Linked DNA regions of Homo sapiens: regions 2, 3, 4 and 5 are each linked to region 1. Evidence: chromatin contacts called from ENCODE Hi-C or POLR2A ChIA-PET data. All regions are on one chromosome and are shown on one strand. The core of a region is the stretch at or near the end of the contact, and the rest is flanking DNA. Distances in the headings are between cores, read along the strand shown. Region 1 holds the start of SNRPB (small nuclear ribonucleoprotein polypeptides B and B1). Region 2 holds the start of DNAAF9 (dynein axonemal assembly factor 9). Region 3 holds the start of SLC4A11 (solute carrier family 4 member 11). Region 4 holds the start of ITPA (inosine triphosphatase). Region 5 overlaps SIRPA (signal regulatory protein alpha).

Evidence for each region. A loop is a pair of places that touch in the nucleus more often than their neighbours do. ChIA-PET counts read pairs that join two places held with the same protein, here RNA polymerase II (POLR2A). Pooled maps may share reads with other maps.
Region 2: a map of CD8-positive, alpha-beta T cell shows a loop between it and region 1 (27-fold over the local background). The contact joins the promoter of DNAAF9 here to the promoter of SNRPB in region 1. A Hi-C loop is called at or near these places in 2 of 168 maps with a recorded cell type or tissue (CD8-positive, alpha-beta T cell and gastrocnemius medialis) and 8 of 50 pooled maps.
Region 3: a pooled map shows a loop between it and region 1 (5-fold over the local background). The contact joins the promoter of SLC4A11 here to the promoter of SNRPB in region 1. A Hi-C loop is called at or near these places in 1 of 50 pooled maps. POLR2A ChIA-PET finds 5 or more read pairs at or near these places in 2 of 52 experiments (H1 and naive thymus-derived CD4-positive, alpha-beta T cell).
Region 4: a map of naive thymus-derived CD4-positive, alpha-beta T cell shows a loop between it and region 1 (15-fold over the local background). The contact joins the promoter of ITPA here to the promoter of SNRPB in region 1. A Hi-C loop is called at or near these places in 1 of 168 maps with a recorded cell type or tissue (naive thymus-derived CD4-positive, alpha-beta T cell), 2 of 37 single-sample maps with no recorded cell type and 10 of 50 pooled maps.
Region 5: a loop to region 1 is called in a pooled map, with 4 times the contacts of the local background. The contact joins the enhancer-like site here to the promoter of SNRPB in region 1. A Hi-C loop is called at or near these places in 2 of 50 pooled maps. POLR2A ChIA-PET finds 5 or more read pairs at or near these places in 2 of 52 experiments (AG04449 and MCF 10A).

What each region holds. Positions count from the first base shown.
Region 1 is chr20:2,468,093-2,473,994 of GRCh38, forward strand. SNRPB (small nuclear ribonucleoprotein polypeptides B and B1) reads right to left here and starts at 2,697. Exons shown (of 7, transcript NM_003091.4): 1 at 2,596-2,697. The coding sequence starts at 2,598. RefSeq lists enhancers at 2,317-2,436, 2,597-2,646, 2,657-2,706.
Region 2 is chr20:3,404,931-3,410,832 of GRCh38, forward strand. It overlaps DNAAF9 (dynein axonemal assembly factor 9), which reads right to left and starts at 2,739. Exons shown (of 37, transcript NM_001009984.3): 1 at 2,545-2,739. The coding sequence starts at 2,627. RefSeq lists silencers at 2,403-2,482, 2,543-2,782, 2,823-3,072 and enhancers at 3,063-3,262, 3,639-4,140.
Region 3 is chr20:3,236,537-3,242,438 of GRCh38, forward strand. SLC4A11 (solute carrier family 4 member 11) reads right to left here and starts at 2,654. Exons shown (of 20, transcript NM_001174089.2): 1 at 2,559-2,654; 2 at 1,008-1,052. The coding sequence starts at 2,601. RefSeq lists silencers at 2,464-2,643, 2,744-2,903.
Region 4 is chr20:3,205,042-3,210,943 of GRCh38, forward strand. ITPA (inosine triphosphatase) reads left to right here and starts at 4,457. Exons shown (of 8, transcript NM_033453.4): 1 at 4,457-4,576. The coding sequence starts at 4,511. RefSeq lists enhancers at 4,052-4,700, 4,583-4,652.
Region 5 is chr20:1,932,087-1,937,988 of GRCh38, forward strand. It overlaps SIRPA (signal regulatory protein alpha), which reads left to right. Exons shown (of 8, transcript NM_001040023.2): 7 at 2,629-2,668; 8 at 5,234-5,902. The coding sequence ends at 5,482. Among named protein-coding and RNA genes, the nearest start is that of PDYN-AS1, 12 kb to the right of the region's middle. RefSeq lists enhancers at 4,982-5,536, 5,537-5,902. Within about 2 kb of position 3,730, at least 17 of the 41 ENCODE cell types and tissues checked have a DNase peak (open chromatin) inside an H3K27ac peak, as active enhancers do.

The DNA of each region.
Region 1 (5,902 bases), core at 1,447-3,946:
AGTGTGCAGATTATAGATATGTGACTCAAGTGCTATGGAACATTCAAATCTCATTAAAAACACTGAGTAAAGGAAGAGCTAGAATAGGGCTGAAACTAAAAATCTAATCAACAAGAAGCTTGTTATCAGGAAGGAGATCAGCTTCAAGGTGAAAAATGAAATCCACATATCAAGAATTTGTTAGTGTGCCTCCAAGACTATATTTGGCAGAGGGAAACTTCTGATGGTTAGGGTGCTAACCAGTTTGGACATATAATGGTCTTTAACCCAACAAACATTTCTGCTTTCATAACCTGGGTTCCAATGTGCTAAAATAAAGAAGTGACTATATAGGTATCACTTTGTGAACTGTCAGGTACCCTAAGCAGTTGTATTTCTCTCTATAAACAAATCACCTGGCATTTGATCTGTATATCATCCTCCCATCAGTCTGACTGCTATACCCAAGTCCTAACCCACCAAGTGCCTTCTATGGACATCTGTTCATCTCTGTGAGCTCAGACAACAAAGTTCTGAACCTGCAAATATGCAGATCAAAACCTTGACTCCATGGCCGGGCTCAGTGGCTCACTCCTGCAATCCCGGCATTTTGGGAGGCCGAGGTGGGCAGAACACCTTAGGTCAGGAGTTCAAGACCAGCCTGGCTAACATGGCGAAGCCCCGTCTCTACTAAAATTACAAAAATTAGCCACACGTGGTGGCAGGTGCCTGTAATCCCAGCTACTCGGGAGACTGAGATGGGAGAATCGCTTGAACCTGGGAGGTGGAGGCTGCAGTGAACTGAGATCATGCCACTGCACTCCAGCCTGGGTGACAGGGAAAGACTCCATCTCAAAAAAACAAAAACAAAACTTGACTCCACACAAAGATACTGCGAGCCTCCCTCAGGTTAGGTGGTTCAGTTTCCATTCAATGACCATTTTAACCAGCTTCTAACCACAAGGGATCTGAACCTTTAGGGCAACATTCACTGGTCCAGCTCAACTAATGTTTACTGGGTGCTCACTGTGTATCTGGCACTGTGATAAGCACAGTACATCTCATTTAATCCCCAAAATTGGGCCCATTATTATCCCTATTTTACAGATGAGGTCACTGAGGCTAGGAGAGGTTAAGTAACTTGCCCAGTTTCACAGCTGGGAAGCTGTGTTGGAACCTAGACAAAATGAATCCAGCGCCTATTCTAACCAGTTATCCAAACAATATCCTACCAGGTTTCCCTGCTTCCAGTCCCATCGAATATACATGCCAGAGCTAGAGCAATCTTTCTAAACACCACTAAGCTTATGTCATTTTGCTGGTTAAAATCCTTCAGTGGGCAGGGTGTGGTGGCTCACGGCTGTAATCCCAGCACTTTGGGAGGCCAAGGTGGGTGGATTAACTGAGGTCAGGAGTTCGAGACCAGTCTGGCCAACATGGTGAAACCCCGTCTCTACTAAAAATACAAAAAATTAGCCAAGTGTGGTGGCGGGTACCTACAATCCCAGCTACTTGGGAGGCTGAGGCAGGAGAATCGCTTGAACCCGGGAGGTGGAGTTTGCAGTGAACCCTGATCGATCCACCGCACTCCAGCCTGGGCAACAAAAGCAAAACTCCGTCTCAAAAAAATAAAAATAAATTAAATTAAATCCTTCAATGACATGCCTCACCACCACTGAGGTAAAATTAACATGCAAGGCCTTTAGTAACTAGCCTCCTGCCAATTCTTCCCGTCTTCCCTTCTTTCTTCCTTTCTCCTCCAGCAACTTTTTCTCAGTCAACAAACGCAGAAAAATCCAGTAACTTTTTAAATCTTGTTACCCTTCAGCCTTTGTTCCTTCAGTTCTCCGGGTCTGTAATATTCCCCCCATTTTCGCCGGGAACATTCTTGCTAATCTTTTAGGAATCTGCTCAGGAACCATCTATTTGAGAAAACATTCTTACCCCGCCCCGCTGCCGTTACTTTTACCGAATGACCACACTGAATTATATTATGTGTCCCCAGCTACCTCTGTGAAGGAAGCAAACATATTTCAGAGAGTAGCCCCAGCGCCTGAGAAGTCAGGCACAGGCAAACACGGAAACGTGATGAGCAACTGAGTGGAGCTCTTCCTCCATTCGCCATCACCCTCCTCCGCCCTCCTCTCCATCCAGCAGACCTAGCGAGACTCTAGCGTGGTCCACGAGCCCCTTCCACCCACTTCCGCCAACTCTTTCTCAGACTCACAAACTTCCGCAAGTCTGAGCCTTTTACCGGGTCCCCCTGCGGCTCCAGTGCCTGCTCCGAAGCCCGGGACATATATTTATTCGGCAAAAGTTAACTTAGTGCCTACTGGGTCCCAGGAATTATGGCTACAGCGGTGTCGAGAGCCGCGGTTCTACCCTCGCCCCTGCCGAGCGACCTCGGCCTCCGACACCGGTTCCAACCTTTTCCTCGACCCCATGCCTAGCCGAACCGCCAAGGTCCTGGTCTTTCCCGCCCAGACCGAGCGGCCTCGGCCCAGGCCTTCACCGCCCTAAGTGGCTCCAACCCACGGCTTCCTCCCCGATCAGTCGCGGTTCCCACTCCACAACAGACTCGGAAGCTCCCGCGCCGCCAGCCTGTGCCCTCCTTACCATGGTGGCGGTTCTGATGGCTCTGATACCCGCCGGATTCGCCTCCTCAGAGGCCTAGCCTCTCTCCCACAGCCGATTTCCCGCCGCCGCTACCGGAAATGCAGCACCACGTAAAATGCGGTCGGGTAGAAACCTACTTCCGGTCCAGCTCACTAGCCCTGGAGTTCCGGCCCCGGAGCGGAGCTTCTGCCGAGCAGAGGCGGGGCCTGGGGACTGGGCGTTAACATCCGGCTTTGACGTAAGGAGAGCCTTAAGTTCCTGTTTGGACACCTTCCTAGCTTAAATCCGTACTGAGAGCTGCTCTGTGTCACACTCATTTCTCTTCACCCCGCCTTTCCCATTAACCTCTCGGTCCTCATTTCCCATCACCCTCCCCGGCTCTCTCCTCTACAGTCACTATTCTTGCTTTTCCCTCCACTGGCTGGACGTGCTCCTTTTTCAGCCCCTCTGCATTTGCTTTCGCCTCTGCCTGGAATGGTAGTCCCCAAGGTATACCAGAAGGCTGCTGCCCTCACCTCTTTCAAGGTTTAAGCTTAAATAACATTTTCCCAGTGAGGATTTCCCTAGCCATCCTGTAACCTTCCCACCCACCTCATCCTCATCTCTCCTGTATTTCCCTCTTGCTATCTAACACGCTGTATATTTTTGTTAGTTATTTTATTATCCCCTCCCCATTAGAATGTAAGATCCATAAGGGTGTGAATTTTTCTCTTTGTGTATTACTCATTGCTGTAGTGCCTAGAACACTTTAGCACAAAATAAGGGCTCTACCCATATTTGCTGATAATCGCATCCAGTCGTATGACATTTATTTTTTTTCTATGACTTTTTTTTTTCTTTTGAGACAGAGTCTCAGTCTGTCACCAAGGCTGGAGTGCAGTGGCACAATCTCGGCTCACTGCAACCTCTGCCTCCCCGGTTCAAGCGATTCTCCTGCCTCAGCCTCCCGAGTAGCTGGGAATACAGGCCTGTGCCACCACACTCGGCTAATTTTTGTATTTTTAGTAGAGACGGGGTTTTGCCATGTTGGCCAGGCTGGTCTCGAACTCCTGACCTCAACTCCTGGTCTCGAACTCCTGATCCACCCACTTTGGCCTCCCAAAGTGCTGGAATTACAGGCGTGAACCATCACACTGGGCCCTTCCTATGACTTTTAAATACAGCATATACACCCAAGGCTTTCAAGTTTGTTCCTCTAACCTTGGTCTCTTCATTTAACTCTTGGCCCTTTATATCCAGCTGCCAGCGTGATGTGAATGTCTAATAGGTATACCAAATTTAACATGTTGAAAACTGAATTCTTGATTCTATTCACTGTTTCTAAAACCACTTCACCAGTGTTCCCCATCCCCGAAGTTTCTTGGATTAAAAAAGAAAAAAAAGAAAATGACAAATTTGAAGCATATTTCATTCTTCTCTTTCTCTGCCATCGAATAATCAAATTCATCAGCAAATCCTGTGGCCCCCACCTTCAAATTATCTTGAATATGATTGTTGTCACCCACTCCATTGCGTCCACTCTAGTCATAGCCACCATCGTCTCTGTCTTGGATCATTGAACGAGCCCGTAACTTGTCTCTTTGCTTCCTTTCTTGTTCTCACGGCAGCCAGAGGGATCCTTCTAAACGTACTGGGATATCAGATGATGTCATGTCCTGGTCTCCACTTACCAAAAACTTCCCAGCACACATGGAATAAAATCTAGCTCTGCGCTCCTCTCCAACCTCATTCATCTCCGTCAACATTGCCCTCATTCATCCTTCTCCAGTCACACTAATCTCCTTGCTGTTCCTCAAACCCAGCAAGGAGAGCTTCCACCTTGGTGCTTTGCCATCTTCACACCATCTCTAAAGGGTGTGTTCTGTTGTCCCGTTTCCTGTCACCTGTAGATGAAGAGGCGAAGCCTCATAGAAATGAATTATGTTGCCCAAAGTGGCGGAGTCAGAGTGGGAATATAGGTCCGTCTGGCTCCTCAGCTGTTCATTTGCCCCCACCTTACCCAGCTGCCTAACACTTCATTCATGCATGCATTTAAAATCATTTTTATTTAGCATCTACTAAGGCCATGCACCATTATTGGGATAGAGTCCTTTCCCTCACGGAGCTTTACATCCTACTGAGAAAGACATAGTAAACCAAATAAATAAGTATGCAATGTAACATTAGAGTGATATGAAAAAAATAAATAAAGGCAGAGGAACTGAGAGGGATAGGGTACAGTTTTGGCTAGGTGGTCAGGGGAAACTTCTCTGAGGAGTGGTATGTGAGCAGAGACCTGAACCTACACTCAGGTCTATCAGAAGGATGAATATTATGAAGGACATTCTAGAAAATGTATATAAAGGGAATCATATAATAATACGTGGTCTTTTGTGACTACCTTCTTTCACTTAGCACAATGTTTTTAAGGCTCATCCATGTCATGACACGTATCAATACTCCATTCCTTTTTATGGCCAAATAACATTCCATTGTATGGATGTACAGTAGTCCCCCCATATCCATCTTTCACTTTCTGTGGTTTCAGTTACCCACAATCAACTGCAGTATAAAAATAGGTGAGTACAGTACAAGATATTTTGAGACCACATTCATATAACTTTTATTACAGTATATTTTTATAACTGTTCTATTAGTATTGTTAATCTCTTACTGTACCTAATTTATAAATTAAACTTTATCATAGCTATGTATGTATAAGAGAAAATAGTATATATAGGGTTTGGTAGTATCTGCCGTTCCATGAATCCACTGGTGATCTTGGAATATAACCTCCTCAGATAAGGAGGGAACTACCATATTTTATCAGTTCATCAAATGACGAACATTTGGATTGCTTCCACCTTTTGGCTGTTATAAATAATGCTGCTGTAAACATCGTGTACAAGTCTTCACGTGGACATGCTTTCATTCCTCTTTGGTATCCAGATAGGAGTGGAATTTCTGAGTCATATGATAATTCTGATTAACCATTTGAAGAACTGCCAGACTGTTTTCCAAAGTGGCTTCACCATGATACATTCCCACAAGTGGCGTATGAGGGTTCTGATTTCTCCACATCTTCACCCATATTTGTTATTATCTGACTTTTTGATTCAAGCCATCTTAATGTGAAGTGCTATCAATTTCATCGTGGTTTTGATTTGCATTTCCCTCATGACTAATGATGTTGAACATCTTTTCATGTGCTTGTTGGCCATTTATATATCATCCTTGGAGAAATGCCCATTCAGATCCTTTTCTCATTTTTTAATTGGACCATTTGACTTTTATTATTGAGTTGTAAGAATTCTTTCTACATTACAGA
Region 2 (5,902 bases), core at 1,489-3,988, 940 kb after region 1:
AGGTCACCTGGAAGCTAGCTCTGGGGCCTTGACTGATGGGTGGCTGCCATTTGCAGCCCCAACAGCTACCATGACAGAAGGAAAGAGAATGGAAAACTACACAACAGAAATTTGTACCATGAAAGGCTACACAGTATTCCCACGCATTTCACTGACCAAAAGCAACTCTTAAGGCCATACCTAACTTCAAAGAAGCAAGCAAGTAAAATTCTACTACATGCTCAAGAGACAGAAACCAAAAATACCTGGTAAGACTGATGACTATCACATGCTTAAAGAGAAGCCTCTCATTCTGAGTAACAATATTTTAATTCTTGATCTCCATTCTCCATCTGTGAAAATGAACTACCGTGCTAGAACCATACACTTGCAGAGTACTATCTATGGGTCTTAGGAATGTCACTTCACCAGTTAGGTTTGCCCCTTCCATCACTCAGCAGTCAGCAGCAAAGCCATATATGGGTGACAGGAAAGTGCTAGTAACATTCAATGTCAAGAGTAAGGGAAAGGCTTGAATGGGCAAGAAAAGCACGTTCAATCATGTAGAAGTGGGGAAAGGAGGGAAGCCTTCAGCAAATTTCTTTCACCAAAGGTATTGGGGGCAGCTAGGCCTTGGGGTTCCTTGCACTATTCCTTGTCTGAAATCAAATTTTATTCAAACCACTTGATAGAAGATTTGGAGTTCGGGTATGATCAGTAAAGTGAGCCAGCATACTTCTTTGAACATAGAATCACTACCTTTAAAAGAATAAATAAAAAGCACATGGCCATGCTACTAAAAACAAGAAAGGCAGCATTTAAGAGACAGATTCTAAGGTAGAGATGATTTTTTTCCCCCTAAAGATCTCAACAGACTCAAATCCAAATTCCTAAGCTCAAGATGATCTGGGATAAACCTCAAGTCCACACAGAGCCTAGATTTAACGGATGGCTGTTCTAAAGTATCCTATGCAATGTCTATACAAGTTCAAATACTTTCTGCTTCAGACAGTGAAACTGGCAGAAATGTTGCAAAGGATTGGAGATGCGTTACTATAAGCAGTTAAACTTGGAACTGTAAAGCCCACAAGGAATTACACTGAAGGGCAGAGCAGGAGTTCAAAAATGTCACCTGACAGATTCGAAGCAATTTAGGACTCCTAAATGCAATGTTTCATTGGTATCTACCCCCCACCTTCTCTATCCTTTATTTGTTCAACAAACATATACTGGATTCTGGGTTGTGGAAAGGAATGCAGGGAAGTAAAAAAGAAACAGGTTTCTAAGAATCAGTTTCTTGTTCTCCAATAATTTGGTCTAGTTAAAGCAAACAAACAACCCCAAAAATCAGATCAGCAAGCAAAGTTAAAACATATGCCTTAAGTACCATAACAAGAATATAAGAAAACTGTTTTAACATGTAGATTGGCAACCTCCTTTCAAGGGAACAATATATTTGCTTTGCTATGTGGCTAGAATAAGAAAAAGCAAACAACAACAAAACCCTCTCCTGTTTTAATGACAGTTTAGCAGTACCAAAGCTCATCGCTCGCATTCCCCCTCTCCCTCTCCTTCTCAAAGGTCTCTGCTGCAACCCCTCCATCATTCCAACCTCCACACTGCGCCGGCGCCCCACACCAGCTCCATCACAAACAATGCCCAGACCAACAAGATCAGCACCAAACGCATAGGGCACAGAAATCGGAAACGGATCTTCCTATATCTAAAGGGGGCGGGGAACGCTCCCCACGATCACCCCCTCCCCATACTGAGGTAGCTTGGGACTGTGTCTCTACGGTAAGGGGCCTGGCGTCCGCCGCTTTCGGAGGTTCTAGGCCTCTTTCCCCTATTTATCCAGTTTTTCCTCCTGCGTCCCTAATACCTCTACTTCCTCCCAACCCGAGCTCCCTATTGTGGAGTGAGGGGGCGTCGCGATGCAGGCTGAGGCAGGGGGAGCTGGGGAAACGCGCGACAGGGGAGATGCTGTCATTATGTACGTAGGGGGCGGGGGACACTCTTTAAGGAAGCCGTTGTCAAGGGCAAAGGCTCTAGAGACCCACGGGAGGGGGCTTTCTAGGTAATCCATTTGGGGGTTCTACACGAGGGAGCTATTGTGTGTGTGGAGGTGTGAGGTCTGTAGAGTAGCAGTTTCTGAGGGAAACATTCCCTGGGGAAGGCGAGTGAGTTATTCATAGGGAAGCCTCTGTGGGGTTCTGTGTAGAAGAATCCTTCCTGGGAGAAACGTTCTATGGGGGTGAGGACGTCATAACAGTGTCTTCACAGGGAATCGCTGTCCCTAGGGAAGCCATTGTGGGGAAACCGTTGCAGGGTTGTCTGTGGGGGAGCCATTGTGGGGAAACCGTTGCGGGGTTGTCCAAAGGGGAGCCATTGTGGGGCCTCTACAGAGGGCGCCGTTCCTGGGAAAAATTCCTCCCTGAGCCGTTCAGCAAAGAACCGTCCCGAGGAAGCCATGTCGGACCACGCCCTGCGGCGGGAGGCGTCGCCGGACCCCGACAGCCCGCATCCCCCGCCCGGCCGCCCCTCGGCTGCCTCTGCCCCGCGTACCTGACGGAGGGTGACCCGCGGCTGGAGCCGCCAGGGGACCGAGCGCGGGGCAGCCCCTGCCGGCGCGGGGGGTACACGTCCATGGCGGCGGACGACTGGCGGCGGAGGAGGACGGTGCAGCTGCGAGGGTCTCAGTTGCCCGCAGGGCGGCTCCACGCTAGCTGCGGCCGGGCGGGGCGGCAGGGCGTGCCGGGTGGGAGGGGGCGCGGCGCGCGGGCCCGGCGGGGGCGGGGGCGGGGGCGTGGAGGGGGCGCGCGCACCGAGAGCGGATGGGGGCGTTGGGAGCGGCTGGAGTTGGGGGTCGGCGCACGGCCACAGGGACCCCACTTCTTAAGCTGCGAGGCCGCCGGACCGGATGTTGGGAGCGCGTGTCCGCAGGGTGAGGGTTGCCACAGCGCCGCCCGGCCTCGTCCTCAAGCCCGGCATCATAGAGCGGGGCTCTGCGCGGCGCCCCCCGGCCACGCACACGGACGCGCCCGGGGGCGGAGCCTCTCCCAGCCCGGCCCCGCCCCTCCGCCTCTGCCCGCCCCGCCCCGCCCGACCAGCCCCGGCCTCCAGCGAAGTCTTCCGCTCCGGCGTCAGGATCCAGCGCACCTCCCCAGTACCCAGCGCACCTCCCCAGTACCCGGCTCGCTTCCCTGTTCTCCGGAACGGTGTCTTCCCGCTTCCTGGTCATCAATTCCGCACCCACCCTTCAAACATCCAATAGATTCCTAGCCGGCCTCGGGTTAGCGCAGCAGTGCGCACCCAGCCCTGCGCAGGGCATGAGCGTTAGAGGCGCACAGGATCCCAGAAGACCCCTAACCTTTACTGTTAAGATCCTAGCTCTACCGGTTTCTGCAGGGACATGTACAAGAAACTTGGGAAATACTGCACTGATAGTTGCCAGGAGTCCTGTATATACAGGACGTATTTAATGATTATTGGCCTGCGTCCTTCGTTGACCTCGTCGGAATGCCTTAAATGTCCTGTATTCATCTTTTTACACTAAATTGCAATAATTAGAGCTATTTTTCTCCCACAGTAATTGGTGCTAGATCACTTAAATTACAACACTGGCTGAAAATCCTTCCTACACTAATGAAGATTTGGACAATCCCTATGGTGTCTCCTTCAGGTTTGGCTGAGGGAAGACCAGAAGGGAGTAGGAATTTAAAGTGCTCGTCTTTCATATTCAAGAAAGGAAAATACTTTTTTAGCTCAAGTCCGGAGTCGTGAACAAATAACCACCATTATTTAGAGATAACTTCTCGTCGGTGCAGCAGCTCTGAAAATCAGCCAATCAGCGATAGCCTCACTCCGGTAACTATGCTTCTTAGTAAATCAATGACAACCCCACGCTTCTGAAAGTCAGCCAATCAGTGACCGCTCTAAGCCTCCGACAATAGCCAATCAACAAGTGCCTGACACCAGCGACCAGGCTTCCGAAAGTCAGTGGGTACTCAGCTGCCGCACTCCACTTCTGATTCGGAAAGACAGCCAATCCCTGAAGGCGAATATTTCCAAAACCATTTTTTTTTCTTTCCCAGACTGAGTCTCATTCTGTCGCCCAGGCTGGAGTGCAGTGGCGCGATCTCGGCTCACTGCAACCTCTGCCTCCCGGTTCAAGCGATTCTCCTACCTCAGCCTACCGAGTAGCTGGGATTACAGGCTCCCGCCACCACGCCTGGCTCATTTTTGTATTTTTAGTAGAGACGGGTTTTGCCATGTTGGCCAGACTGGTCTCAAACTCCTGACCTCAGTTGATCCGCCTGCCTTGGCCTCCCAAAGTGCTGGGATTACAGGCCTGAGCCATCGCGCCCGGCCTTTTTTTTCTTTTTCTCCTTTTTTTTTGGAGACAGAGTCGCACTCTGTTGCTCAGGCTGGAGTGCAGTGGCGTGATCTCAGATCACTGCAACCTCTGCCTCCTGGTTCAAGCGATTCTTGTGCCTCAGCTTCCCAAGTAGCTGGGATTACAGGCCTGTGCCACCAAGCCTGGCTAATTTTTTGTATTTTTAGTAGAGACAGAGTTTCGCCATGTTGGCCAGGCTGGTCTTGAACTCCTGGCCTCAAGTGAATCGCCAGCCTTGGCCTCCCAAAGTGCTGGTATTACAGGCGTGAGCCGCGCCCGGCCTTCAAAACCTTTTATAAGATCAGCTCTGGCTTTGTTCAGAGAGGCTGTACCTTACAAGTACCGCTCTCCCTTGCAAGCAGAGAAGAAATTCACTTTTTTTTTGCATCAGATATTGAGTTCAATTTATTGTTTTGTCCGAGTTCAAAGTTCACAGCTCAAGATTCAATTCCCAGTTACTATTTGGTATGAGTTTGGACTTATGACAGACGCTATGACACCGTCATGAGATTTATCAAATACAACTCTTTCAATTCTTTCTATGCTTGCAGTGATCAATTTTTTAGCTCAAGTCCAGAGTCATGAACAAGTAACCACCATTATTTAGAGATAACTTCCCATCGGTGCAAAAGCTCTGAAAATCAGCTCTAAAAACAATTCAACGGGGCTACACGTGGTGGTGCACGCCTGCAGTCCCAGCAATTTGGGAGACTAAGACAAGTGGATTTCTTGAGCCCAAGAGTTTGAGACCAGCCTGGGCAACGTGGCAAAACCTCATCTCTCTGTCTCTCTCTCTCTATATATATATAGTTTATTTATAAAAATATATATTTATATTATAATTTATGTATACAAATATATTTCATATATGCACACACACACAAATTGGCCAGGCATAGTGGCATGTGTCTGTAGTCGCAGCTATTCAGGAGACTGAGATGGGAGGATCGCTTGAGCCTGGGAGGTCTAGGATGCAGTGAGTTAAGATCAGGCCACTGCACTCCAGCATGGGGGACTGAGTGAGACCCTGTCTCAAAAAAAAAAAAAAAAATCAATGAGTATAGGCACAGATTTGTGCAACCACCACCACAATCAATTTTAGAACATTTTTATCACTCCAACAGGAAAATCCTGTACCTATTAGCAGTCATTCCTCCATTTCTTCCCAACCACCCCAGCCCTAGGCAACCACTAACCTTTTAATTTGCCTATTCTGGACATTTCATGTTATCAGCATCATTCAATATATGGTTTTTCATGACTGGCTTCTTCCATTTAGCATAATGTTTATAAGGTTCATCCATGTTGCAGCATGTATCAGAATTTTGTTCCTTTTCATGGTTGAATATTATTACATTGAATGGATATACCACATCTTGCTTATCCATTTATCTGTTAATGAACAGTCAGATTGTTTCCACTGTTTTGCTATGTTTTGTAGCTAATGCTATTATTAACATTTGTGTACAAGTTTTTTTGTGGACACACAGTTTGTTTCCTTGGCGATCTAGGAGTGGGTTTCTGGAT
Region 3 (5,902 bases), core at 1,404-3,903, 770 kb after region 1:
CGAGATCACACCACTGCACTCCAGCCTGGGCGACAGAGCGAGACTCAAAACAAAACAAAACAAAACAAAACAAAACAAAAGACGTCCTCACTGCTTTGGTTCTGGAGCTCATGATAAACTCCTTCCTCCCCGGGTCAGGCTTGCCTTGTTTAAACTGTCTGGTTCCCCTGGCCCGAACTTGTCCCAGCCTCCCCTCTGCCCCTCAACCAGCACCCACTAGTCCCCTCCACTGCCCTTCACACAGCCCCGTTCTTCCCCCATTCTTCCCCTGATGCCCTCAGCTCTACCTTAGACTTAGTGCTCAGGTCCCCTAGATTAAGGACCTGCCCAGCTGACACTACCAGGTTCCTGGGGGGCTCCTGCAATGCCAAGTCCTAGTCCCAGCCCCATACGTAACCTGCCCACCAGCAGCCTAGCACACAGAGCCCCATGTCCTGAGGGCTCTGGGTAAGGGAACATCAGCCCTGTGTCTACGCACTGCTCTACAAACAACCCTCGAATGGTCAGGTCACTCATGGGGCTAGGCACAGGACACAGCCTGAAGCCAGCCCAGAGACATGAGGAGGAAGACAGCTGGACTGGTACAAGCAGGGACAGCAGGAAGGTGCCCGAGGGACTGCAGCACAGAGGCCTTATATTTCTTTAAAGAGACAACGACAGATATTCCCTCCAGGGCTGGGTGAGGACAGAGGGACAGGGGCACACAGAATTCTTGGCCCAAGGCTAGTCAGATAACAGGCCATTGTCACAGAAAACCTTGGGTAAGAATCCCAGAGGGTTCACCTGGTCCAAGTAGCCCAGGAGAATGGGCAGCCTGCCCTCTCAGGTCCACGGGGGATCCGCCCATGTCTAGCTTCCCGAAGAGTGGAAGCCAAAAGCATTCCAGCACTAGAGTGGCCCAGATAGGCGAGCAAAGCCACAGGACTCTGGTGGGTAGGCTATGCACCCTGGAGGCTTTTGCCCGACAAGCTCTCTCTGCACACACACACTCCCCGAGAGGTACTCACTTGAATCCTCGAAGTATCCATTCTGCGACATGGTGGGAGAGTTTTCTGCAAGGGAAGCAGAAAGGTCACCAGCCCCATGGACCAAGCCCTGGACCTCCTGTGTGCACCTGTCTCCCCGCCCCCCGACCTGGCTCATTCCTTCGCTCTTCCGAGGGATGCAACCCACGCCACCCTAGGGAGAAAGGGAAGCAGGGGACAGTGCTCGGGAGGGGGCCCCATAGCAGGGGAAGCCAGCCTTAATCTCAGAAATTCAATTGCTTAGCCCATCTGCTAGGGGCTGCCCAGGCGGGCCAGAGGCGAGGAGGAGAGACGTTCCAGGGATGTCTTCCCACCGAGTTAGTACCAGTACCATGTTCGCTAATCCAGGTTTTCCTGAGAAAACCCTGCCCCGCTGCAGCGAGAGGAAGGGACCGGGCCCGAGCGGGCCTCTCCCCCTCTCTCCTCGGATGCCAAGGCGGGGGATCTCTCTGCACATCCCTCTTCTCACTCTCAGACCGGTCCTGGGGGCCATAAACGCCCATTGCAGGCGCAGTTCCCCCGACCCCCGTCACGCGCCCCGGGTCACACGGGGGCCGACAGGCAACGGTCTCCAGTCCTGGGACCGCGTCCCGGCCGCCTGGAAGCCAGAGCCGTTGGTCCAAAAGGGAGAACAATTGGGGGTGGGAGGAGTATCTGAGGGACACATGGGTCGGGGGAGGCTGCGCCCTCCCTGGGCCGGTCCCCGGATGGTCCCGGCTGTTTGTGCCTCGCTGTCGGAGGAAGGAAGCGACAGGAGGGGCCGCGTGCACGAGAGGAAAGCGCCTCCAGACTCGGAGACCCCGGGGGTCGGGGCGCAGGATGTGAATGCAGGCGCGGGGCGGGAGCCGGGGCTGCATCCTGAAGTGGGGGGCGGGGGCGCTGGGGCGCGTCCCAGGCCGTGGGCGACGAGGGTCTGGGAGGGTTGGGCCGGTGCACACTCCGCTTCCGTCCCGGCGGCCCACGTGCAGGTAAAGGGTCGTACAAACCTGGGTCCTGGCGGGGACCCAGGGCTGGCCCTCCCGTGTCAGAGCAAGGGAGAAACCGCTGCGGCCGCGCAGGGCACGGTCAGGGGTCCCGGGACTCCCAAAACTCCAGGGGTTCCGGGGCTCCCACCGCGGCGCCGGACGGGAAGATGCCCGGGCGGAAGGTAAAATGAGACCTTCCGAGGCGGCGGCCCGCCAGGCTCCCAAAAGCTCGGCGCTCGGGGCGCTGGGAGCCCCACAGCTCCGCCCTGCCCACTTTCGAGCTCCCCGCCCTCGACCCGCTGCATCAGCTGTTCAAACCTGGTAAGAAATTCAAGACGGCGACAGCAGAGCCCTAATGAAACCAAGCGCGCGGTGGCCGCGAAGCCGCGCCCGGGCCTCCCGCACCCGCGCCCTCCTCCCCGCGGCTGGGAATCCCGCAGCCCTCTCGCCCACCGGCCCCGGCCCGCGCAGGCAGACGGCATCCGCGTTCTCCCCGGGGTCCCCGACGGGAGACGGTGGCGGAGACCCGGGCGGCCTTCCCGCCGCGCCCCCGGGTTCAGGCACCCACCGCACGGCTGCAGATGGAACACGCGCCTGGTGGCCGCGGCCATGGCACACTCGCGCACTCACGGCCGGGCTCCTCACGCGGCGCTCCGGCGCTTCTGGACCCCAAACTCGGCGACTCGGGCGGGCCGGCGGCGGGAGCCGGCGACACACCCCCACGCCGCGCCTGGGTCCTAATGCCGCTCAGACGCCGCGCCCGGGCGCGGTAGGCAGAGCTGCCGAGGGCTGGGACCCGGCCGCCCGCCCCGCGCCCTCACCCGCGGGAGGCTGCTCCAGCCGGGCTGGGCTGCTCCCCGCCGCCCGCAGCTGCTGGGCCAAACCGAGTAGACCCGGCTCCTTCGAGCCTGTGCGCGCCGGACCCAGCAGACCCAGCGTCGCGAGTTTAGGGGCTGGACGGGGCCGGGGAGCTTCTGGGAAAACGTTCGACTGCGCCACGAGCCCACCGAGCTGTGCGACTGAGGCAGACCCCGGGAGGGCTTCCCCCGCGTCCGCTTTAAGTACGCGGCCGGCCCCTGTCTCCTCCTTTCGACCGGGGACCTCCGCAGGGCCACGCCCGCTGGCTGCCCCGCCTCCTGCATTTATCCCGGTAGCTCCGGCCGCAAGTCCTTCTCCTCCTCCTCCAGGAAGCGCGCCCCGACTGACTAGACGGACCTCCGTGCATTCCCCGGGCTACGCCCTCGCCCGCTGAGACGGCGCTCTCCGAGCTCGGCTGCTTTGGGTTTTCGCTGCGAGCCTCGCCAACTTATCTGCCAGCCTCTTCACGTCCTCGGCCTTCTATGAGGTCAAGGTCATGGTTCGCCCCCTTTTTCCTTCCCCAAATGGCCCTTGCGCCCTGTCCCCTTTCCTGGACCGGCTGCGACCCGCCCGGGGACGCGCCTTTTCGGGGCGCTTAGTCTCCTGCGAGTAGGGCGTGTGCGCGTGTGGGTGCGCGTGCTGCGATGCGATCCGGCAAATGCAGCTGACGAACCCCTGGCCTGATCCACGGTGGCTCCCAGTAGAAGGCTCTACAGCCCTTGGAAACGGAACACGCAGCTCCGTAAAGCGCTAACCAACCTCCCGACCCCTCCGGCCGCCATCGCTTTCCGGCTCAGCCGCGCTGGGACGGAGTCCTCGGCCACTGTGCCCTAACCATGGTAGAGGAACGGGGACAGGCCGGGGCAAGCCCACCTCTGCGAAGGAAGGGCTTCTGGCGCGTTGGGGAAGCCTCATGCATAGATTGGGTGAGTAAGGCTGGCCCAGTTCTCCTCCCGGCAAGATAAGAACGCATTAGGAGGGAAGCGCTGGAGTGCTCCTCTTGGCGACGGATGGCCTGGGGCTCTGCGACAGACTGAGTACCCCACCCTCCCCCAGCGCGACTCCAGGAGGCCTTGTGGAAGATCCCAACACCATGACCTGCAACTGACTTGGGGCTGGCCACATAGTATTTTAGCAGGGGTGACTCTGGAGAGACACCAGGTCATCCTGCGCACCCCTTGGGACCTTTCCTAGACGCCCTCCAGCTAGAGCTCCAGTCCAGGCACTGACTCCCGGGTGGCGGGTGGAGGCTGAGGAAGAGCTGAAGGACACAGGCGGATGTCGCCCCCGGAGCATGGCTGCATAGGTGGCATGCAGGCTGGATCCCTGAAAAGCCACCTTGCCACCCCCAGTCTCCCCCATCTGGGAATGCCTTGGCTTCTGCACCTGCTCCCAGCAGCTCCCAAACACCTGGTCCTTCCAACCCACTTGTTCCAGGAAAGCCTCTGGGATGGAGGGCGCTTCCCCTTACCACAGTCTCCTCAGCGCTCCTCAAAGGACCTAACCCCTCAGCCCACTGAGGAAAGAGGAGCCCATGACCAAGCCGCCCCTAGTCGGCTATGGGCCCCCTCTGTCCGCTCCCTGACCGTCTCTCAAAGGAACTGGCACTGAGCCCTTCTCTGCTACACCTGTGCTCTGCCCCTGCGGTTCTGTTCCCTCGGCCTTCCTGGAGGGAACCCCTGAGGCCCACACGCCTGCTGCCTCCAGACTGACCGTTTCAGAGGCTGTTTCCTTCAGTCCTCCCACCTGCCTCCTGTCCTGTGTAGATCGTCTGACGCTGAAGGCAAATACTGGTGCCCCAGATCTCCTGTCCTGTGCCCCACTGGGTCCTTACATAGGCAGGCAGGTTGAGGGACCCAGACGCAGGCACCCACTTTCCCTCTCATTCCCTCCCTTGGGGTCTCAGACTTTACTGGGCTGTGGACTTGAAACTGTAACCGCTGGGTTCCACAAGGCGCACTTAACAGTTTTCTGCTGTCCTCCCCTGATGCCACTTATCTTGCCTGTGGATTGTAGAATCTGGGGTCTGAAGTAAATGTATAACATCTCATTTTTAGGCCGGGCTTGGTGGCTCACACCTGTAATCCCAGCACTTCGGGAGGCAGAAGTGAGAGGATTGCTCAAGCTCAGGAATTCGAGACCAGCCTGGGCAACACGGTGAAACCCCGTCTCTACTAAAATTACAAAAACTTAGCCAGGCATGGTGGCATACGCCTGTGGTCCCAGCCACTCAGCAGGCTGGTGTGGGAGAATTGTTTGAGCCAGGGAGGTCAAGGCTGCAGTGAGCCAAGACTGCATCACTGCACTCCAGCCGTGGTGACAGAGAGAAACCCTATCTCAAAAAAAAAAGGGCTCATTTTAAAAACAAAACATTCCCCGGCCGGGCGCGGTGGCTCACGCCTGTAATCCCAGCACTTTGGGAGGCCGAAGTGGGCAGATCACAAAGTCCAGAGATGGAGATCATCCTGGCAAACCAACATGCTAAAACCCCCTCTCTACTAAAAATACAAAAAAATTAGCTGGGCATAGAGGCGCATGCCTGTAGTCCCAGCTACTCGGGAAGCTGAGGCAGGAGAGTTGCTTGAACCCGGCAGGTGGAAGTTGCAGTGATCCGAGATCGTGCCACTGCACTCCAGCCCAGGCGACGGAGCGAGACTCCATCTCAAAAAAAAAAAAAAAAAAATTTCCCTTAAAGCCCCTTGCCCTCCGGGTGCTGCCTTATCCCTCAGCTACATTTAAGAGGAAGTTTCTCCAGAGCTCCATGCCCCTCCCGCTATGTCTCTTCAACCGACTCATACCTGTCTTTTGTCCCCACCACACCACTGAAACTGCTGAGACTCCATCTCAAAAACAAACAAACAAAACAAAACAAAAAACAAAAAGTAAACCAGGTGCGGTGGCACATACCTATAATCCCAGCTACTAGGGAGGATGAGATGGGAGGATCCCTTGAGCCCAGGAGTGTTGAGACCAGCTTGGGCAACATAGGGAGACCCACCCATCTCAAAACAAACAAAAAACCCAAAGGAATGTTAAAGGCAGATATCTCCATGG
Region 4 (5,902 bases), core at 3,207-5,706, 740 kb after region 1:
GGGTTTCACCGTGTTGGCCAGGCTGGTCTCGAACTCCTGACCTTGTGATCCACCCACCTTGGCCTCCCAAAGTGCTGGGATTACAGGCGTGAGCCACCGCGCCCGGACTATATATGTTTTAAAAATCACTAAACAATCCCACATAGTGTTTATGGAAACAACCGTGGAAAAAGTACGAAAAGAGGCTTGGGACTGATGCACACCAACTTCAGGATAGCGATTACCTCTAGGAGGAGGGAAGCGGGTTGGGGTTTTGCTGTATCTGTGACACTGAATTTCTTTCTTTCTTTCTTTCTTTTGAGGGGAAGGGGAGGGGAGGGGAGGGCAGTACTGGAATTTATTAAGCTTTTTGTATACATGATAACAGAAGTAAAGATTTATTTCAGGAGCCAGGCACAGAGGCTCGTCTGTTAACCCAATACTTTGGGAAGTCTAGGTAGAGGTGAGCCTAGGAGTTCAAGACCAGCCTGGGCAACATGATGAAACCCTGTCTCTACAAAATACAAAAATTAGCCAGGTGTGGTGGCATGCACCTGTGATTCCAGGTACTTGGGAAGATGAGGTGGGAAGATCACCTGAGCCCAGGGAGGTCGAGGCTGCAGTGAGCCATGATCATGCCAGTGCACTCCAGCCTGGGTGATAGAGTGAGACCCTGTCTCAGAAAATAAAAATAAATAAAAATAAATTCAGGACCAATGAACAATGGTGAGAAAGGGATTTGAAAAAATACGGGCCAGATGAGGTGGCTCTCCCCTGTAATCCTAGCACTTTGGGAGGCCGAGGTGGGCGGATCACTTCAGGTCAAGTGTTCAAAACCAGCCTAGCTGACGTGATGAAATCCTGTCTCTACTAAAAATACAAACAATGAGTGGGGCGTGGTGGCACATGCCTGTAATCCCAGCTACTCGGGAGGCTGAGGCAGGAGAATCACTTGAACCCAGGGGGCGGACGTTGCAGTGAGCCAAGATTGCACCACTGCACACCAGCCTGAGCGACAGAGCAAGACTCTGTCTCAAAAAAAAAAAAAAAAGAAAGAAAGAAAGAAAAAGAAAAAGAAAAAATATGGGCTGGGCGAGGTGGCTCACACCTGTAATCCCAGCACTTTGGGAGGCTGAGGTGGGTGGATCACCTGAACTCAGGAGTTTGAGACCAGCCTGACAAACACAGTGAAACCCTGTCTCTACTAAAAATACAAAATTAGCTTGGCGTGGTGGTGGGTGCCTGTAATCCCAGCTACTTGGGAGGCTGAGGCAGGAGAATCTCTCGAAGCCGGGAGGCAGAGGTTGCAGTGAGCCGAGATCACACTATTGCACTCCAGCCTGGGCAACAGAGTGAGACTCAGTCTCAAAAAAAAAAAAAAAAAAAAAAAAGCTGGGCACCGTGGCTCACGCCTACAATCCCAACCAACACTTTGGGAGGTCGAGGTGGGTGGATCACCTGAGGTCGGGAATTTGAGACCAGCCTGACCAACATGGAGAAACCCCATCTCTACTAAAAATACAAAATTAGCCGGGTGTGGTGGCTCATGCCCATAATCCCAGCACTTCGGGAGGCTGAGGCAGGCGGATCACGAGGTCAGGAGATCAAAACCATCCTGGCTAACACGGTGAAACCCCGTCTCTACTAAAAATACAAAAAAATTAGCCAGGCGTGGTGGTGGGCGCCTGTAGTCCCAGCTACTTGGGAGGCTGAGGCAGGAGAATGGTGGGGACCCGGGAGGCGGAGCTTGCAGTGAGCTGAGATCGCGCCACTGCACTCCAGCCTGGGCGACAGAGTGAGACTGTCTCAAAAAAAAAAAAAAAAGAAGAAGAAAGATACAAAAATTAACCAGGCATGGTGGTGCATGCCTGGAGTCCCAGCTACTCAGGAGGCTGAGGTGGGAGAACTGCTCGAACCCAATATGCAGAGGTTGCAGTGAGCCGGGACCACACCACTGTACTTCAGCCTGGGCAACAGAGCAAGACTCCATCTCAAAAAAAATAAATAAATAAAAGAATGAAAAAGAAAGTTATCTATGGACTTGTAATTATAGATGTCAGTTGTGATCTTTTTGTTTGTTGGTTTTTTGAGACAGGGTCTCACTCACATCACCCAGGCTAGAGTACAGTGGCACTCTTGGCTCACTGCAGCCTCGACTTCCCAGGCTCAGGTGATCCTCCCACCTCAGCCTCCTAAACAGCTGTGACTACAGGTGTGTGCCCCCAAGCCCAACTAATTTTTTGTATTTTTTGTAGAGACTGGGTTTCACCATGTTGTCTAGGCTTGTCTTGAACTCCTGGGATCAAGTGATCCACTGTGCCCAAGCTAGTTATCTTACATTACAGAACACCTACTATGTACCAGGAGCTGGGATTTAAGAATGAGAGGTGAGGCTGGGCACCGTGGCTCAAGCCTGTAATCTCAGCACTTTGGGAGGCTGAGGTGGAGGGATCTCCTGAGGTCAGGAGTTTGAGACCAGCCTGGTCAATATGGTGAAACCCCACCTCTACTAAAAGTACAAAAATTCACTGGGTGTGGTGGTGCATGTCTGTAATCCCAGCTACTCAGGAGGCTGAGGCAGGAGAATCCCTTGAACCCGGGAGTCGGAGGTTGAAGTGAGCCGAGATCGTGCCACTGCACTCAAGCCTGGGCGACAAGAGCAAGACTCCATCTCAAAACAACAACAACAACAACAACAAAACACAGTGGCTGATGCCTGTAATCCCAGCACTTAGGGAGGCCGAGGTGGGCATATCACGACGTCAGGAGTTCGAGACCAGCCTGGCCAACATGGTGAAACCCCGTCTCTACTAAAAATGCAGAAATTAGCTGGGCGTCGTGGGGGGTGCTTGTAGTCCCAGCTACTCAGGAGGCTGAGGCAGGAGAATCGCTTCAACCCAGGAGACAGAGGTTGCAGTGAGCCAAGATCATGCCATTGCACTCCAGGCCAGGTGACTAGAGCAAGACTCCGTCTCAAAAAAAAAAAAAAAAAAGAAAAAGAGAGGTGAGCAAAAACAGATATGGTTTTTACCATTAGGATTTTTAGAAGAGAAAACAGAATCACACAAATGAATATCTATTTGCAGTGCAGAGGTCAGTGCTATGCAAGCAGATGAAAGGGAGCTCAGGGAAGGTTTTCCTGAGCTGGGGCTTGAGCTGGCTAAGATCCAAGAAAGGCATCCATGTAAGGTGGGCTGTTTTTCTTCTTTTCAGGCTCCTCGGGGTAACTGATGTCCCCCAAGCCCTCCTCTGCCCCCAAATCCCCATGGCCACTCCTCTAGGGACTCTGCATAATGGTTAGTGTTTCTACTTCAATAAAAGAAAACAGGTCACCACCCAAAGCAGTGGTTCCCACACATTTTTTTTCTTTTTCAGACGCAGTTTTGCTCTTGTTGCCCAGGCTGGAGTCCGATGGCACGATCTCCGCTCACTGCAACCCCCACCTCCCGAATTCAGGCGATTCTCCTGAATCCTGAATTCTCTGAACTGGGATTACAGGCATGCACCACCATGCCCAGCTAATTTTGTACTTTTTGGTAGAGATGGGGTTTCTCCATGTTGGTCAGGCTGGTTTCAAACTCCTGACCTCGGGTGATCCACTCGCCTCAGCCTCCCAAAGTGCTGGGATTACAGGCGTGAGCCACCGGGCTTTCCCACACTTTGATGAGCATCAGAATGGCCTGAGGAGCTTGGTAAGAACTCAGACTCCCTCCCTTTCTTGTCCATGGGCAGAAGTGGCCATTCAAGAGGTACTGACACAGGGGTCCAGGCGGGGGGCAGAGGGCTGAGTCTCTGGAGGAGGGAGGTCAGATGACTTGCTGCAAAGAGAGTATCAGCAGAGGTTCAGCAGACCCACCTTTGAGAGGGCACTTCCTACTTTCTGTTGTGTTTGGAATGCAAAGATCTGGCTGAAACGGTGGCCACGGAGAAGGGGTGATAGATTTGAGAGGCTGGAGGGATGAGGAAGTGAGGAACTCTACATACTGAGCTCTCAAGCCTAGGAGTGAAAACGGGTGAGAAGTTTGGGCTTGTTTTAGGCTATGCCGAGTTTAAGTTCACAGTCGAGTGGATCATAGCTGGCGGGTAAGGCTGAAGGTGAGATCAGGATGAGGGTTTGGAAGCCCTTGCCTAGAAGGAGGCAGTTTTTTGAGACAGCATAGGAGAGCGCAAACCTCCAGGGTCACAGGGCTGCAGTCTTCTCCTTTCGGAGACCCCATTGCAGAGAAGAGCGAAAGCAGGGGCGGGGTGGGGGTGGGAGTGGTCTCTTCCGGTTCTTGAAGATAGCGTCCCTTAGGCAGGAGGGGTGGGTCACTCAGTCTCCAGGCTCGGGAGGCCCCCAGCAAATCGGACGCTGTGGGCTAGGCCGCCACCGCGAGCCCACTCGCCCGATACGCGCCTTGGGGTCCGGGTCGGCTTTCCCCGGGACCCCTGGCCGGAAACTGAGCCGTTCACTTCCGCCACCAGCCGGAAGTTTTCTGTCACTGGACGCCAAGGAGTTTTCGGTGGCTCAGCTGGGTAACCGGGGATCACCATGGCGGCCTCATTGGTGGGGAAGAAGATCGTGTTTGTAACGGGGAACGCCAAGAAGCTGGAGGAGGTGCCGGGAGGGTGTTGGGGGCTAACTGGGAGGCGGCTGGGAATAGGGCGGAGAAGGGGCTTCCGGGAGGAGGGAAGCACGTGGGAGGAGGCATGGAGAGAGAACAGAATTCAGCCCGGAAGAATGGGTCCTGACCCGGCTGTGTGGAAAAGCTGGGGCGCAAGAAGGGAGTGGCTGCAGAATCGGGGCGCCCCGGGGTTGGCGAGGGAACGAGGGTCTCGACAGATCCCGACACAGGGCTTGTGTGGTCAGCGACTGCGGGACCCGGAGGAGTAGCGGGGCTCTTAACAACCGCCCCGAAGGTCACCTATTGAAGTAGACCCCAACCCAGTGTCCCGACACTCTTCTGGGACTTATCCACATCCCGCTGCTGGGCCAGGGCTAGCAGGACCCAGAGAGGGCGTGGGACGGAGTTCCACACTGAGCAGTCCGTGCCTCACCACCGTCCTGAAATGTTCTAACCTCTTTTCGCGTGTGTGAAATGGGGATGATGCAGGACATTTGCTTCACAGCGCTATAGAGAGGAGGAGTAAAGGAGGCAGTGGATCTAAAGTTTCTGTTTGCAGGGACTTTGTGGCTAGCAAGTAACAGAAACACACAGGGAGCTCATGTAAGCCACCAGATGACTCCTGTGGGAATATAGTGTTATCGTGTCCCACAGGACCTGAAGTTCTCTCAAGAAGCTGACTTGTCCTTGTTCTCTCTGGATGCTGATCCCTATTCCTGTTCATATCTTTCCCCTTTCTTCCCTGCTGGGGGATGGAACAATGAGGCTTCTACCAGATATCAGCTCCGACTGGCTTTGCTTGAATCAAGAGTTTGCCCCTGTTCAATCAGCCATAGCCATGGAGTGGGGGTCATGTGTGGGGGATCAGGATGACACCCACTGGATATGTCTGAGGCAGACCAGTGGGGTGTAATCACTAGGGACACCTACATTTGCCTGTAGTGTAGGGAGGGACTGATGTCACTTTGGTGCCAGGACTGAGTGGCCTTCTCAGGAACCAGAGCCTTTTGCCGAAAAAAGGTTTGGGATCCTGAGGCCAGACCAGTCAGGCAGTCCACCCTGAACAGAGCCCATGCAGGACAGTGGGCATGAGACCCCAAACCTCTGGCTGAGAATATTGCCCTCACTTAAAGAAGGAGCTGGAACCCGAGTGCAGTGCCTCACGCCTGTAATCCCAGCACTTTGGGAGGCTGAGGTGGGCAGAACATCTGAGGTCAGGAGTTCAAGACCAGCCTGGCCAACATCATGAAACTTCATCTCTACTAAAAATACAAAAATTAACTGGGCATGGTGACACGTGCCTGTAGTCCCAGCTACTC
Region 5 (5,902 bases), core at 2,480-4,979, 530 kb before region 1:
GCAAATACATATGGACTGCTGACGATGTGCCAGCCCAGTTCTTGGTGCTGGGGCTTCAGCAGTGAATGAGACTGGCCCAGTTCCTCCCTGTGTGAAGCTCAGTGTCCGCTGAGGAGACAGGTTACCAGACAAGCTGGAAAGTTAATAAGGGATGTGGTGCAGCTGCTGACTAGATAAAATGAAGCCAGGTATGGGATAGAGCAGATCAAGGAGGTGGGGTCTGGGGCGAGCAGGGAGGGCTTGTCTGCAAGGTGACATTTAGAAGATCACTGAAGGATGAGGAGGTTCCAGCCAAGGGAATATCTGGGACAAGACTGCACCAATCAAAGGGAACAGCCAGTGCCAAGACCCTGAGACGGGAGCAGTCAGATGCATGCACAGAACGCAGAGGAGGCCAGAGGAGCTGGAGCAGAGCAGAGGCAGGAGAGGGATGGAGCCTAGAGCAGTTGGCCGAGCTGAGCCTTGGAGCTGGTGTCACTTGACCACCTTGGAGTGGTTATAGAGGGGTTGAGCATTCTGAGCAGAAAAGTAACATGACATCACTTATGCATTTCAGATAGGGAGAATGGAGGGCAGGGAAGCAGGAATAGAGGTGGGGAGATCAAGGAGGAGGTTCTTCAGGAATCAGGGGAGTTCGGATGGTGGAGAGGATGGGGTGGCTGGCTTTGATGGATATTTTGGAGGTGGAGCCGACGAGCCCTAGGTTGGATTAGATGAGAGCTGTAAAGGAAGAGAGAGAAGAATCAGGACTGACTCCCACTTCTCCAGCCTGAGCACAGGATGACCGATGGTAGAGCTATTCACTGAAATAGGAAAATCCAGGGGAGACACAGATATGGGGAAAATGATAATTGGTTATTGTCTGAAATTGCTTTGAAAGAGAAGAACCCAATGTTTTGAGAATGGAGTTTGGGGGTTCAGTGAATATTTCCCCAAGAAAAGGCTGTTTAAAAATAGCATCTGAAGGAAGAAAAGGATTAAAGCAGATTAAGAGGCAGCAGCATGGAGCATGCAAAGGCCCTGGGGCAGCCTGACTGGCATTCATTCCAAGTCACTGTTTTTGAGCACATGTGGTGAGGAAGCATGGCAGGCAGGCAGGCAGACAGCAATAGAAACCAGATATGCAGATAGACAGGAGATCTGAGATTGTCATGGAGGGGCAGCCCAGCCAGCGCAGCACTGTCAGCAGAGCCATCACAAGGTGACACCATAGTTGAGTCTTGAAGGAAACAGGAAAGTTAGCCAAGAGGAAAAATGATCAAAGGGGTCCTTCGAGGCTGCTATTGAAGCATGAAGTACATAACATCAAATGCCACCCCCCCCCCGAAATATCTGGTGGGCAGATGAGTGGGTACATGAGGGCAGGGCAGTGAATTAGCCTGGAGGCAGCACGTCAGACCACGTGGGACTCTGAGCAGGGCGATGAGTTGGACTTGAACCAGCCAGCCAGTGGGAAGCTCCAGGAGGGCTGGAGGCCAGTAGTGTGGGGACAGATCTGCGTGATCTTCCCCAGCAGACGTGCCCCTGCTCCTGGAGGGTTCTTTCTGTGGCCACGTGGGGCTTGTCATGTCTCAGAACTGCTTTCAGAGCCAAGCACTCATGCCAAATCCATTAATAACCCTGCTGCCAAGCCCCACTGCTCATTTCTGACATTATCCATGCTAACATCCCCGGGGTTGCCGGCTTGAGAATTTACACAACTTCTGCCAAGCCAGTGGCTCTGGTTTGCTCATCACCTTGACCGTGACCCTCCAGTGAGTCAAGTCATGACCTCCAATTACAGAAGCAAGTGCACGAACAACTTCTTTGATTAACTTGGACATCTTGGTCTTTTTCTTTTCTTTCTTTAATGATGATACATAGATGTTTATAATACAGAACATTTGGAGAATATGGGAAACTAAAAAGGAGAAAAAAAATACCATGCAAAGACCACTGCAGTTTGCATTTTGCTATGTTTCCTTCCAGTGTTATCCACACATTTTTCATAATTGAGATAATCCTACAGAGAATTTTCCTTTTTCACTTATCATTTTAATGTAAGCAATTTTAACTTAAAAAAAAAACCTCCTCATAAACCTTTTAAATCTTTATCTGTGGATTTATCCTAATTTCCCTAACCAGTCCCAATTGGCAGAGCCCTAAGACATAAACCTCCTCCCCCATCCAGCCCTTGACAAATGCCTTTGTGTTGAAAGCTTTTTCTATATTTTGAATTCCCCCAAAAAAAAGTGCAATTATGAGTCAAAGGATGAGGACATCTTCCAAGCTCTTGATTTTGCCAGCTGCTTCCCAAAAGGATTGTACTGGTTTGCCTCTCCCACCAGTGACGTATGAAAGCTCCAGTTCATTTCACCATAGCTTCCCCAGCACCAAGTATTATAATTTTTAAAGATCCTTGCCAATAGAGTAGGTTAAAAAAATGATAGTGCATTGCTTAGAATTCCTTTTTAGTGAGATTGACCCCTTTGTCCAAACATTTGATATGCAGTTGTATTTCTGTTATGAGTCCTTCGTTCATGTCCTCAACCCATATAGAAAATGGAGCCTAAATGTTATTCTTATCAGTTTGCATGAGCACTTGAGATAGTGAGGGTATTTTTATCTGTGTGTCTCTTTCCTTTTTAGGTTGCATGAGCCCGAGAAGAATGCCAGAGAAATAACACAGGTACAGTCCTTGGTGAGATGCCCTTCCTGGGAAACTCCGTGGCGTGGTTGCTTCACATCAACCGGAATTGCAGATCTGGTTCTAAATTAAGACTCCTTGTGGGGTGGAGGGTGGAGGATCTTACACTCCTAGCTTTCCCCATGTCCTGTGCATATTCCTTCTCTCTACTGCAGCCAAGAGTGGCTGTTGCAGCCTCATGACTCAGTGCGACCCATTGCACAACTCCCCAGGGGCACCATTCACAATCCGTCCTATGAAAATGGTGCCCTGGAGTCAGGCTGCAGCTCCCTTAGTGTGGATCGTGCCTTCCCATCTCTCTACATTTGCCCAGGCCCATCCCTCTACCAGGAGCGCCACTCCCAGCTCACTGCCCGCTCCTCACAGCCAGGCTTTTCTATGCTGGAACTGCAAAGCCCAGCCTGCCAGGGCCTCTCCCACCTTTGCTGATGGAAAGACCCCATGTCATTAATTACCTCACACAAGGGCACACTCACTCAAGCTGGAGGTTTCTGGTCAGCATTGCTGAGATGATTTTGCAGCAACACGGTTTCTGAGAAACCTAGCCCTGCTTATCACCGGCTGATGCTGTCAGACCTTGAAGGCAGAGGGCTGCTCAGCATCTTGTAACAAGACAGGCCCTGCTCTGAACCCGGAACGAGAGCGCGCCAGCTGTCCTTGACATTTCCAAGGCAGTTGTCATCTTTTTAGATGTAATCTGTTGAAGGAGTCGGGCTGGTGAAAGGCGCAGCATTTGTAGACCAAAATGCCTTGGCCCTGCCCTTGTGACCCATGGGGTCCCCCCGCAGCCCCGGACATGAGCTCGAGTTGTAATTAAGAAAAAACAATTTCCAGTCATGAGCGAGGGAGATCTTCTCCCCCATCATTTTACTTCTGGACTTCCTCCTGGAATCTTCTGGGGGAAAAAAATGATGGTGAGAAGAATGGGTCATGGAAACCTCTACGAAATTCACAGCAGAGACTTACTGGGCACCCACTGTGTGCCACGCACTGGACAGTGAGCCAGACAGTCACAGCCCAGCTGGCAGAGTGCCTGCGATTCCAGTGCCAGGTGCCAGCCCTGGCCAGGGAGGGAGTTGCACGCTGTCAACACGGATTTCCCAGACAGAAGCAAATGAGAGCACGCAGGGCTCAGGACAGAGGAGCTGTGTGCTAAGAGCACAGTCGTAGAGTCCAACACACTTTGGTTCTTTGCCAGCCGGACAACTTTGTCCACTTTATTGAACCTCCCTTGGTCTCAGTGTCTTCAGCCGTAAAGTGGAATAGATAATCCTTCCCAAGCAGGGTTGTGGTAAGAGTGGATGGGGTGATCTATGTGATTGTGTGCTGCTTGTAAGCCCTGAGAACTGAAATCAGCCATTACCGTGCACCAACTAGGAGGTGTGCCGGTTGGTGGTAGCTTTATTCTGTTCTATCACGCAGGGGCCAGTCACAGAGGGAGCAAAGTTTATCATTCATGATGGGCGCTTTTGAGGCGGCAGTGGCAGGTTGATAGGATTAGCACATGGGAGGTATCCAAGTTTGCTAAGTGGTTAATGATTGCGAACATTTATTGAAGACAGATGCTCAATAGGTACCAGGCTCTGTTCTAAACGCTTTACCTGGATAATCTCATTCCATCCTCACAGCAACCCTGGCAGTAGACACTATTATCATCCCCTCTTTACAGATGGAGAAACTGAGGCCCAGAGAGGTTAAGTGAATTGCTCAAAATCCCTGAGCTAGAACCAGGATTCAAACCCAGGCTTTCTGACTCCAGAACGTTTCCCGCTTCACTAACTGGCGATCTCGTTCTTATACTGCCCCTGTTCTCTGTCTCCCTGTCCCCAGCTTTGCCCTGAGTGAAGGTGAAATTATTGCCATCCACTCATATATTCATTCAATATGGATCAGACTTCTTATGTGCCAGCCTTGGTTTCTGAATCATAACAAATGCCCAGTGAATATTTGTGGAATAAACGCATACATTAATGAATGTCCCCACACGTACCACCATCAGCAGCACCTCCTCAGGCCCCCAAACAGACATGGTCCTGGGTAGCGGGCCCTGTGATGGAAAACAAACATGGGCTGAGGAAGCACAAAGAAGGAACATGGACCCTGCCAGGAGAGGGGAGAGCCAGGGAGGGTCTTAGTATGAGCCATGCTTCATCTGAAATTTACATGGTGGATTGGGATTTGTTACAAGGAGAAGCAGGACAGACACCCTCGAGGGATGAACATGAGAAATGGGTGAAGACTGCAGGTGGTTCAGGCTAGGAGGAGGCAGGAACGGGAGGAGGTGACACTGAGGCGGGGCTGTGAGGAGACTGCACTGTGCGGGTCAGAAAGACCCTTCAGGCAGGGTGAGGAGGAGGGCAGATGGGAAGGGGCAAGGCTGGAGGCAAGTAACGTTGGCAAGAGATGAGGGGAACATGACTTATGGCTGAGCCAGTGTGGGCCGAGAGGACACAGAAGCATCCAGACTTGGTATTCAGTTTGAGTGAGTGGGCCAGGGGCTATAGAATGACCTTCTCATGACTTTCTCTTTGGGTATCTTAAATCCAGGACACAAATGATATCACATATGCAGACCTGAACCTGCCCAAGGGGAAGAAGCCTGCTCCCCAGGCTGCGGAGCCCAACAACCACACGGAGTATGCCAGCATTCAGACCAGCCCGCAGCCCGCGTCGGAGGACACCCTCACCTATGCTGACCTGGACATGGTCCACCTCAACCGGACCCCCAAGCAGCCGGCCCCCAAGCCTGAGCCGTCCTTCTCAGAGTACGCCAGCGTCCAGGTCCCGAGGAAGTGAATGGGACCGTGGTTTGCTCTAGCACCCATCTCTACGCGCTTTCTTGTCCCACAGGGAGCCGCCGTGATGAGCACAGCCAACCCAGTTCCCGGAGGGCTGGGGCGGTGCAGGCTCTGGGACCCAGGGGCCAGGGTGGCTCTTCTCTCCCCACCCCTCCTTGGCTCTCCAGCACTTCCTGGGCAGCCACGGCCCCCTCCCCCCACATTGCCACATACCTGGAGGCTGACGTTGCCAAACCAGCCAGGGAACCAACCTGGGAAGTGGCCAGAACTGCCTGGGGTCCAAGAACTCTTGTGCCTCCGTCCATCACCATGTGGGTTTTGAAGACCCTCGACTGCCTCCCCGATGCTCCGAAGCCTGATCTTCCAGGGTGGGGAGGAGAAAATCCCACCTCCCCTGACCTCCACCACCTCCACCACC